Regions from separate parts of the Homo sapiens genome. Here region 1 is linked to region 2. A link is a loop called in an ENCODE intact Hi-C map of the cell type or tissue named here. Cell type or tissue: ascending aorta. All regions are shown on one strand. Each heading gives the region's core, and the rest is flanking DNA. Links, peaks and the distances in the headings are about the cores only. Region 1 has its middle 180 kb from the start of SPATA18. Region 2 has its middle 110 kb from the start of USP46.

Region 1 (5,382 bases), core at 282-5,281, 310 kb after region 2:
TAATGTTTAAAATACGGGCTTGGTAAAAGTACTTTATCAAGGTGAAAATACCATGAGATTTTGTCTTCTGTCTCATGAGGAAGAGGAAGTTGATTCTCAGGGATGCTTGAATCTAGAAAGGTCCGATAGGTCTAATAGGTTGCTCTCTGTGGCTCATTGAATGCTCTACCAAGTTAGCATCAAATCTCATTTAATGCTTTTCAGCTGTGGGCATGGATAGCCCAGGCCTACTCACTTACGTCAGAGCTTTATCTGTCTGCATTCTGTGTTTTCATCCTTTTCTTTAAAACCAGATATCTTTATATCAAACAATCCTCTCCACTTTCCAGTCTAGTCTCTAACCCACGATTTCAATTACTATCTGTGGAATGATCGTGTATTTGTAGCCCCAGCCCAGGCTTTCCAAGCTTCAGACCATCTTCAACTTAATATATCCTCTTGGATGCCCCAAAGAAACCTATCTAAACTGAACTAAGACTGAGCTCATCATGTTTCCTGCCAAACCTCATATTTTTCCAGGGTTTCCTATTTCATTGAATGGCACCACCATCCCACATTGTCCAAGCCCTAAACTTCAGCTCAACCTTAATACCTCCTTCTCTCTCACTCTTTATCCAACACTTCACCTAGTCTAATTGGTTTTACCTCTTAAATTGCTATGGACTCATCGACTTCTGCATCCACCTATTCCAATCCTCACCACCAGCACTCAAGTTCAAACTACTCCCATCACTCAATTCAACCACTGCCTTTTAGCCAGGCTTGCAACCTCCACTCTGGACCACCCTCCAGTCCATTCACCACACTGAAGTCAGAGTAATCTTTTCAAATCTAATTAAGTCATCACCTTCCACCCCTCATCCCCGCTTAAAAAACTCAAATGACTTTTCATTGTTTTTAGAATAAGGATAACTTCTTAATTCTGCCTATGAGAATCTGCAAGGTCTAGCCCCTCCCTTCCTTTCCTATTTCACTTTGCAATCCTGTTTTGCTCAGTCTCTCTTCTTCTGCCTCTCAAGCCTTCTTTCTGTTTCTTATCTTTTTCATGCTCCCCCTTGCCATGAGGTCTTTGCCCATGTTGCCTTGAATGGTCTTCTCTCCCTTCTCAGCCTGGTCATTGCTGACTTCTCAACTCAAGCATCCCTTCTGCAGTTAAGCCTTTCTTAACCTCGCTGATGTGATCAACTTCTTCTAGTCTAGGATCTCATAACACTGAGTACTTCTTATTAATGCCTTCGTTCAACTAATATTTATGGAGCACCTGTGTCAGATGCTGTTCTGGGTACTCAGGAAACATTGTTGAACAGAACAAAATCTCTCCTTTTATGAAGCTGACATTCTACGATGGGAAACAGGCAATAAAAAAAAACAAATAAATATAAATGTCAGAGGGTGATAAGTACTTAAAAATAAATAAGCAGAAACAAAGATGAGGGAGCTTAGATTTGCAATTTTTCATTTGTTTCTGTGGTTACTGGATTATATTTTTGTTCCCCACTAGACTGTAGGCTCCAAGACAGCTAGGTTTGCTCATTATTTATCTTCAACTTCTAGCACAGTACCTATCTCATAATAGATGCTCAATAAAAATGATTAACTCATTTTCATTCAAAAAACAATAATTTGCACAGAGTGGAACATAAAACTGTTGAAAAGTGAGAAATAAAAGAAACTTTTTATTTAAAGAATGTGAGCCCCTTTAAATGATCAGGCCCAGAGGGGCAATGAAATGTGACAGCAGTCACATCTCACTCCTCACCCTGGAGCTAAGTAATCTCCCTGCTATATGGGCTCTAGACTGAGCGTCGCCACTGAGTAGCCATAAATTAACCCAACAATGTTATGTGCTGGACATCATAATTCACACCCTATAGTTCAACAATGTATAGCCAATCAGGAGTCAATGTTATTTCTGTAAACCAATGAGAATTCCTAAAAAACAAGTTTTGTAATCAACCCTTCTCCTGATTTGTCCTTTTTTCTTTGAAAACTTGAGTCTCTCCTTTGTTCTTTGAAGCAATTCCCAGTGTTTCCCAGGGTAAGTCATCAACCTTGGCCCAAATCAACTCTATATTAATTTTGCCTCTGTGTCTTTCTTTAAATTGGCAATAGCCTTATGTAAATAGATGTCAATGATTTTTTTAAAGTGGCATTTGAAAATAAATCAGGTGTTCAGTCTCACTTCAAAGCAATTTAACTTTTAAATCCCTATGTTTGAATGTAAAACAGAGATCATCTTGGAAAATCTCAGACACTGGACACTTTAAGTTCCTTTCATTCTTAGATAAAAATCCTAACAACAACTTGCACTTTTTAAAATTTTTATGCTGGTAAATGATTTTCACGTTGAAAGTCAAAGAAGCAATTAAATTAGTGAATTCTGCTGTGATCGAATAAGCCAGTTAAAACATGGACCTGCTTCATAAGTAAATTTGCACTTTTTGGAAAGAACATAACTGTCCCCAAAGGATGGACATGGGTCCAAAGCCAGGCTTTAGCTTGAACTTTTTAGCTATTTCCAAGAAGCAAAAAGAGCTATGGTTCTCAGAGATTTATTTTTCTTCTCTATAGAGACAAGTCAGCATTTTGAAAAACAGAGGGTTCTTCTGCTAAGCATTTCTGGGTAAGGGAAAGCACCACTCTTGTATTTCAGCTCTATTTTTAAATTATAAATCATAGCTGGAAAACTAAAATATGGCAACAACAACAGGATGGTGAAAAAAACATGAATGCAGACAGTTTTTTTTTTAAGCGACCTTTAATTTTAAAAGCACTAAATCCATCTGCAATAACTCTTCTAAATTGTTTTGTGAGTTTGCCCTATAGCCTTCGGACTTTCTGTTTTGGCTTTCACATTGTCTAAACAAACTCTTGAAAAAGAATGGTTTTTGTAGAAATTTCCCTAGAAAATGAAGAAAGAGAAGCTCCAACACAGCAGAAAATTGTGCTGAAAGAGGAATTCTAGTTGGGTGGATGAGGGTGGGTGCAGGGCGAGGACACACAAATTCATGGCCATTAGGTAAGAAATGCAAAATAAGCAAAAACACAATGAGTTTGCTTTGGAAAATTTTCCAAGAACAGATTATTCCTGGTCAGGTAGTGGAGCCTTTTGAATCATAGAGCTCTACTGACATCTAGTGCAGAAAGGCATAATGATCATCTATGAAATGCGATACCCTACTGTCTTTTATTACATGTCCTAAAAAGTCAACTATGTATGTATCGTTATTGGTCAAGGGAAACCATAGCAAGTAAGTCCTTTAACAAAGGGCTTTCTTATATAACATCTTCCTTCATTCTCTCTACAGTAACCCTGCAAGCAAAACAGAAACATTATTATCAATCTCATTTCACAGAGGGGAAAACAGAGGCTTAGAGAAAGAGGTTTAGTGACTTTCCTAAGATGACATGCCCACTGAGGGCAGAATCAGGACAAAAACAAGTCTTCTATGATCTCAGACCTTGATTCCCTGCAAATCTCCCCTCTCCACCCACAGTTCTGCCTTCCCAGCTTCAGAGGACACTGAAAGACTCCTCCAAAGGTAAATGTGGACATCCTCCTCATTTGGGAGAAGGGAAGGAGAAAGGGGCAGGGTCTTAGCTTAACCCCATAGAAATTAGAGTTGAATGTCTCTCTGGATTTATGCTACACTGGCCTATGAAACCACGAATTAGGAATATCAAGTTCCCTAGCAAAAATGGTAGTTGGAAGTAAATACAAAAGGGAAGAACTCCAACTAGGAAAGCATTGCAGAGTCCCTGATATCCTTTTCCTTCTTTTTTGAACAAATAAAAAAACACCCACACAAACACCCACCCCCCTCCCCCCCCCACACACACAAGTCTACATACAGAGAGATGGATGGATGGAAAGATAGATAGATGATAGATAGATAGATTTTAGAAAACAAACATCCAAAAGGGTGTCTTAGGATTTTCTCCTTAGTCTATTTTATGCTGGTAGCAGATACCAAGCATCTGATTTTAAGTTTTTCCATTTAACAGCAAAAACAGAAAACAAACAAAAAGCAGGAGTTCAAATAAATCCAAACAAATAGTGAATAATTTACAAGAAGAATAACTGCAGGGAGACAGCATCTTGGGGGATTTCTTTGTTTGTTTTTTAGAGATGAGGCTTGCTATATTGCCCAGGCTGGCCTCAAACTCCTGGGTTCAAGCAATTCTCACACCTCAGCCTCTTGACTAGCTGGGCCATGCCACCACGCCCAGCGAAAAAGCTATTTTTGCATTTAAGGAGTGAAGATAACTTTATGGGAGAGAATGTTTGTTTTCATTTGGGTTTCAAAGGATTTATTTAGGGATAACTGCAGTTCCAATTCAGATTTCTGACCAGACCAAATGACTCAAGGGATCCTCCCACTTCAGGCTCCTGAGTAGCTAGGACTACAGGTGCTTGCCACCATGCCTGGCTAATTTCTAATTTTCTTTTGTAGAGACAGGGTCTCCTCATGTTGCTCAGGCTGGTCTCAAACTCCTGGGCTCAAATTATGTTCCCACCTTGGCCTCCCAAATGTTGTGATTATAGGTGTGAGTCACCACACCTAGTCTACTTTCATATATTTTAAAAAATATAATCTCAGCTCCTTTAACTAAAACTTAAAAAGCAAGCAGCCCAGGCGCAGTAGCTCACGCCTGTAATCCCAGTACTTTGGGATGCTGAGGCGGGAGGATCACGAGGTCAGGATTTCTAGACCAGCCTGGCCAACACAGTGAAACCCCCTCTCTACTAAAAATACAAAAATTAGCTGGGCGTGGTGGTTGGCTCCCAGTTACTCAGGAGGCTGAGGCAGGAGAATCGCTTGAACCCGGGAGACAGAGGTTTCAGTGAGCCAAGATCGTGCCACTGCACTCCAGCCTGGGCAACAGAGCTAGACTCTGTCTCAGAAAAAAAGCAAGCAAAGAGAACAGACATTTGCTCTTCCTTGACCAGTAGTCAGCATTCAACATCCTGAAGAAAAATAAATTTTTTAATAGCTCATTAAAAAATCTGATCATTTTATGTTGAGTTGGTTAGAAAAAATGTTCAAAAGAACACTCCAGAAAATTTAAAATGAGATTGCGATGGAAGGTGTTTAGAACTTATGATATTTCCAGGCATTCAGTTTTAATATTTGACCCATTAAGACATGTTTTCATTGGAATGCTAAAAGCAAAGAAAAAGGGCTTTAATACAGGGGAAATGATGATTTGCTGAAACAATATAATTATTTGCTTAACCAGAAAATTATAATTTACTTAAACTCCCAGAAAATTATAATTTACTTAAACTCCCATCCAACTCAGGATTTCATTTTCATATCTATTTCATAGCCTTTGACATGGAAAATGAACATATTAGAACTTGCTGAGAGATTGATTAGG
Region 2 (5,382 bases), core at 283-5,282:
TATCTTGAATCATAGTTCACACAATTCCCACGTCTTGGGAGGGACCTGGTGGGAGGTAATTGAATCATGGAGGCAGGTCTTTCCTGTGCTGTTCTCGTGACAGTGAATAAGTTTCAAAAGATCTGATGGTTTCATAAAGGAGAGTTTCCCTGCACAAGTTTTCTGTCTTGCTGCCGCCATGTAAGAAGTGCCTTTTGCTTTCTGCCATGATTATGAGGCCTCCCTAGCCACATGGAACTGTGAGTTCGTTAAACCTCTTTTTCATTATAAATTACCCAGTCTCAGGTATGTCTTTATCAGCTGCATGAAAACCGACTAATACAGTGACCTTGGCCAGTCATTTACTTTCTCTGTGTCCCAGGTGCCCTCTTCTGCAAATGGGATAAATTATCCAGGAAGATGCCTTGAAGGGCTGTTGGAAAGACAAATGAGTTAATATGTGTGTTATGGGTTGAATTGTGTCCCCCTCAAAACAAACTGGAGTCCTAACCTCCAAGACCTCAGAAGGTGACCTTATTTGAAAACAGGGTCTTCACAGAAGTAATCAACTTAAAATAAAGTTATTAGTGTGTGCCCTAATCCAGCATGACCAGTGCCCTTTTGAAAAGGAGAGATTTGGATACAGACATACAAAGGGAAAATGCCATGTGAAGGCAAAGGCAGAGACTAGGGTGTTGCATCTACAAGCCAAGGAATACCAAAGATTGCCAGCAAACCCCCAGAAGCTGGGAGAGGGGTGTGGAACAGAGTCTCCTTCATAGCTTCAGAAGAAACCAAAACTGCTGACACCTAGATCTTGGATGCCTGGCCTCCAGAACTGTGGAAAAATACAATTTCTGTTGTTGAAGCCACCCAGTCTGTGGTACTTTGTTATGGCGAACCTAGGACTTTAATACAGTATACAAAGCACTTAGGATAGTTTGGAGGGACTATTACTGTTATTATTATTATTGGACAGAATCTCTCTATGTTGCCCAGGCTGGATTGCAATGGCACAATCTCAGCTCACTGCAACCTCTGCCTCCTGGGTTCAAGCGACTCTCCTGCCTCAGCCTCCTGAGTAGCTGGGACTACATGTGTGAGCCACCATAACTGGTTAATTTATTTTTATTTATTTTATTTTATTTTTATTTATTATTATTATTATTATTTTTTGAGATGGAGTTTTGCTCTTGTTGCCCAGGCTGGAGTGCAGTGGTGTGATCTCAACTCACTGCAACTTCTGCCTCCCAGGTTCAAGCAATTCTTGTGCCTCAACCTCCCGAGTAGCTGGGATTACAGGCGCTTGCCACAAAGCCCAGCTAATTTTGTATTTTTAGTAGAGACAGGGTTTCGCCATGTTGGCCAGGCTGGTCTTGAACTCTTGACCTCAAGTGATCCGCCCACCTCAGGCTCCTAAAGTGCTGGGATTACAGGTGTGAGCCACCACAACCGGCTGTGGAAGGACTATTATGCAGAGCTTTAAATGAGTTACTATAGGCACCCGGCAGTAAGTGATCAATGACTGTCAATCACTATTTTTGGAACAAAGGACTCAGTGGTTCAGGATGACAGTATCCTTATCACAGATACTTCCATAGAAGGAGGAATCCATCAACAAAGGCAAAACTTGGTTTCTTTTTTAGGGTGGTTGCTTATTTCACTTGAACGTATGAGGCAAGGTCAAGGTCTGCCTGCCGCTCTGCTCAGTGTTTAGTGAGAAACCCTCGACTTCAGATTGTGGGGCAGCCAGGAAGACAGCAGGCTGGGGTAGGAGATTAGGGTGCGAACAAACCTTGTCCCTGCAACTCTGTGCCAGGCTACACTACCAGAACTCAGAACGCGGAATTTCAAAGCTGCTGAGGAGAACAGGCTGTGAAACACCCACTACCCCAAAATGACGGGAGCCCTCATTTTTAGGAGCGTGGAGGCATGGATGGGTGCACCCACTCCTTGCTGGTGCCCAGTTGGGCTCAACTTTGTCCTTCCTCTTGATGTTGTGCTTGAAACTGCCATCCTCTCCTGAGCATGCAAAACGACTCAAAATCCTGAGTGCTGTTTTTCTTTTTTGGCTGTTGTTTTCAAGAAAGAGCAATCTAGCTGATGCTCTCTATTTTATCCTCAGTTAACACACTGTGATTACAGCCTGACTCCCCCACCACGTCCTGTAAAAACGAAGGGTGGGTATGTGAAAATTGCCTCTGGTGTTTTTAGCACTAAGGAAAAAACTATTCATTTGTTCTCCACAGGCATGCTGATATCTTATAAAATCCTCCTGGGCCACAGATTGTGAGGTCACTCTAGGCGAGAACAGGACAGCCTCTTCCATCAAACTCCCTTTGGCATTCACTTGACTGGTCCACTTCAGTTCATTGTTTAAGAATAATAATGATGCGATGATCATGCATCCTTCTGCAGCTTATCTGAGGAGAGGAGATGGGGTGAAAAGTATATATTTTTTTTCAAACAGGAAGCTCTTTTTGGTAAAATATATCAGCCCCTTATATTCTGTTGGTATAAGACATTTCCCCAGAATGCCCTGGGTGAGCTCAAATGTCTGTGCAGCTTGTCCTGAGGGCTCCACAAGGTTCTGTACTAACCTGTTTTTCAATTCTGCACCATCCAACACAGTAGCCACTGGCTGCATGTGGCTACTAAGCACTTGAGACATGGCTTGTCCAAATTGAGATATGCTATAACTGTACAATACTCACCAGATCTCAAAGATTTAGTACAGAAAAAGAATGCAAAAGATCTTATTCACAGGTGTCTTTACTGACTACATGGTGAAATAATAGTATATTTGATATGTAGGTTAAATATTATTGAAGTATTACTTAACCTATTTTTAAAATTTCACCTTTTCTCTTTACCTTTTTATAAAATAATTGTTTTCCATTAAAAGTTTAGTCCAGCTTTCCAGAAATTGATACGCAACCTTTCCTTCAGATCTTTTATCTCTCCTTGATAGCTTTTTATGCTCGGTTCCAATGACTTCGCAATCTGGTACCAAATGTTAGAATATGTATTTGAGTCTCTGCCTTGGTCGATCTATTCATCTTTAAAACAGAGGGCTGGATGTGACAGGACTCCAGAGGCTCCTCCTGGCTCTAGCATTTTATGATTCTGTTTTAAAATTTGAGACCTGAAAAGGAGAAAACTCTAGATTAATTTCTGAAAGTCTTGACATTTGAGGGGTGATAAGGTTTTCCGAAGATAAAATCTTTTTAATGGATCCTCTTCCTGCTGAGCTGGAAGCCTGGAATCAGTCCAGCGAGTCGTAGGGCAAGGAGGGGCAATGCTGCCTCCTACTGGGCTAAAGGGGAGCAGCAGGTCTAGAGGGGAAGTGTCCCTGTGCAGCCACTAAGTGCTGGCCAAATCTGAGACAGTGAGGGCAATAACGGCTCCGGCAGCAGATGCAAAGTGTTAGTGTGGGGGACCCCAACAACTCCTTTAGTGGGCTTGCTCGGTCTGCCCCACATCTCTTGCCAAAAGTTCAACATTTGATTCAAATAGGAGCTGACTGTCCCCTTCTGGTCATAGCAATTGCTCTGAGTGTCTGTCATCTGGGCAGGTGAAGCTGCGAGGATGTGAACACAGGATCTGTGCTCTCAGGATTCAGCCTCAAGGAGACAGCAGGCCTGTGAGAAGGTGCCCGACAAGCCAGGAGGAGCAGACTCAGGAGGAGGGGCTGGGTGTGTTGGAACAGGCCTGTGGTCCAAGCTGCTCTTGGGGGAGGCTGAGGTGGGAGGATCGCTTGAGTCTAGGACTTGGAGGTTGTAGTGAGCTGTGATTGCACCATTGCACTCCAGCCTGGAGACCCTGTCTCAAAGACAGAGAGGGAGAGAGAGAGAGAGAGAGGGAAAGAGAGAGAGAGAGAGAGAGAAGACAGACAGACAGGAGAGAGAGGGGAGTGTTAGCTTAGGCTAGTCCAAATTGAGTTTTTTCCCCGTTTGACCAAGAGTCCTGACCAGTACACTCTATAAAGCATTCGTTGTTGTTGTTGTTGTTTTAAGATGGGGTTCTTCTAGAGTCGCCCAAGCTGGAGTGCAGTGGTGCGATCATAGCTCACAGTAGTCTCAACCTTTGAGGCTCAAGTGATCATCTGCCTCAGCCTCCTGAGTAGCTGAGAGTACAGGCATGCACCACCACACATGGCTAATTTTTGTATTTTTTTGTTGAAATGGGGTCCCACTATGTTGCCTAGGCTGATCTTGAACTCCTGGGCTCAAGCAAACCTCCTGCCTCAGCCTTGAACAGTACTGGGATTACAAGGATGAGCCACCACTCCAGGCCTATAACACATTCTTTTTTTTTTTTTTTTCTCAGGAATTAACATATTTTATTACTGTTGGCTGTGAATTCAACCTTAAATTTTTGTCCAGATTAGAAAAAATATATACATGAATACATTTATTCACTTCCTCTTTTTTTTTTTTTTTTAATTTTTTTTTTTTTTTATTATACTCTAAGTTTTAGGGTACATGTGCACATTGTGCAGGTTAGTTACATATGTATACGTGTGCCATGCTGGTGCGCTGCACCCACTAACGTGTCATCTAGCATTAGGTATATCTCCCAATGCTATCCCTCCCCCCTCCCCCGACCCCACCACAGTCCCCAGAGTGTGATATTCCCCTTCCTGTGTCCAAGTGATCTCATTGTTCAGTTCCAACCTATGAGTGACAATATGCGGTGTTTGGTTTTTTGTTCTTGCGATAGTTTACTGAGAATGATGGTTTCCAATTTCATCCATGTCCCTACAAAGGACATGAACTCATCATTTTTTATGGCTGCATAGTATTCCATGGTGTATATGTGCCACATTTTCTTAATCCAGTCTATCGTTGGACATTTGGGTTGGTTCCAAGTCTTTGCTATTGTGAATAGTGCCACAATAAACATACGTGTGCATGTGTCTTTATAGCAGCATGATTTATAGTCCTTTGGGTATATACCCAGTAATGGGATGGCTGGGTCAAATGGTATTTCTAGTTCTAGATCCCTGAGGAATCGCCACACTGACTTCCACAATGGTTGAACTAGTTTACAGTCCCACCAACAGTGTAAAAGTGTTCCTATTTCTCCACATCCTCTCCAGCACCTGTTGTTTCCTGACTTTTTAATGATTGCCATTCTAACTGGTGTGAGATGATATCTCATAGTGGTTTTGATTTGCATTTCTCTGATGGCCAGTGATGATGAGCATTTCTTCATGTGTTTTTTGGCTGCATAAATGTCTTCTTTTGAGAAGTGTCTGTTCATGTCCTTCGCCCACTTTTTGATGGGGTTGTTTGTTTTTTTCTTGTAAATTTGTTTGAGTTCATTGTAGATTCTGGATATTAGCCCTTTGTCAGATGAGTAGGTTGCGAAAATTTTCTCCCATGTTGTAGGTTGCCTGTT

The links. A loop is a pair of places that touch in the nucleus more often than their neighbours do. Peaks named below come from ENCODE experiments on the same cell type or tissue, not always from the same donor. Only the 100,000 strongest peaks of a DNase experiment are listed, where the experiment ranks them.
Region 1: it touches region 2 in a loop (4-fold over the local background); 9 of 110 quality-filtered maps call a loop at or near these places.

What each region holds. Positions count from the first base shown.
Region 1 is chr4:52,232,397-52,237,778 of GRCh38, reverse strand. No RefSeq gene overlaps it. Among named protein-coding and RNA genes, the nearest start is that of SPATA18, 180 kb to the right of the region's middle. In ascending aorta, for the core only: CTCF peaks have their summits at 2,940 and 3,152 (motif pointing left); no DNase peak of the experiment used is centred there; H3K4me3 peaks cover 496 bases.
Region 2 is chr4:52,543,543-52,548,924 of GRCh38, reverse strand. No RefSeq gene overlaps it. Among named protein-coding and RNA genes, the nearest start is that of USP46, 110 kb to the left of the region's middle. In ascending aorta, for the core only: a CTCF peak has its summit at 3,286 (motif pointing left); a DNase peak (open chromatin) is centred at 3,274.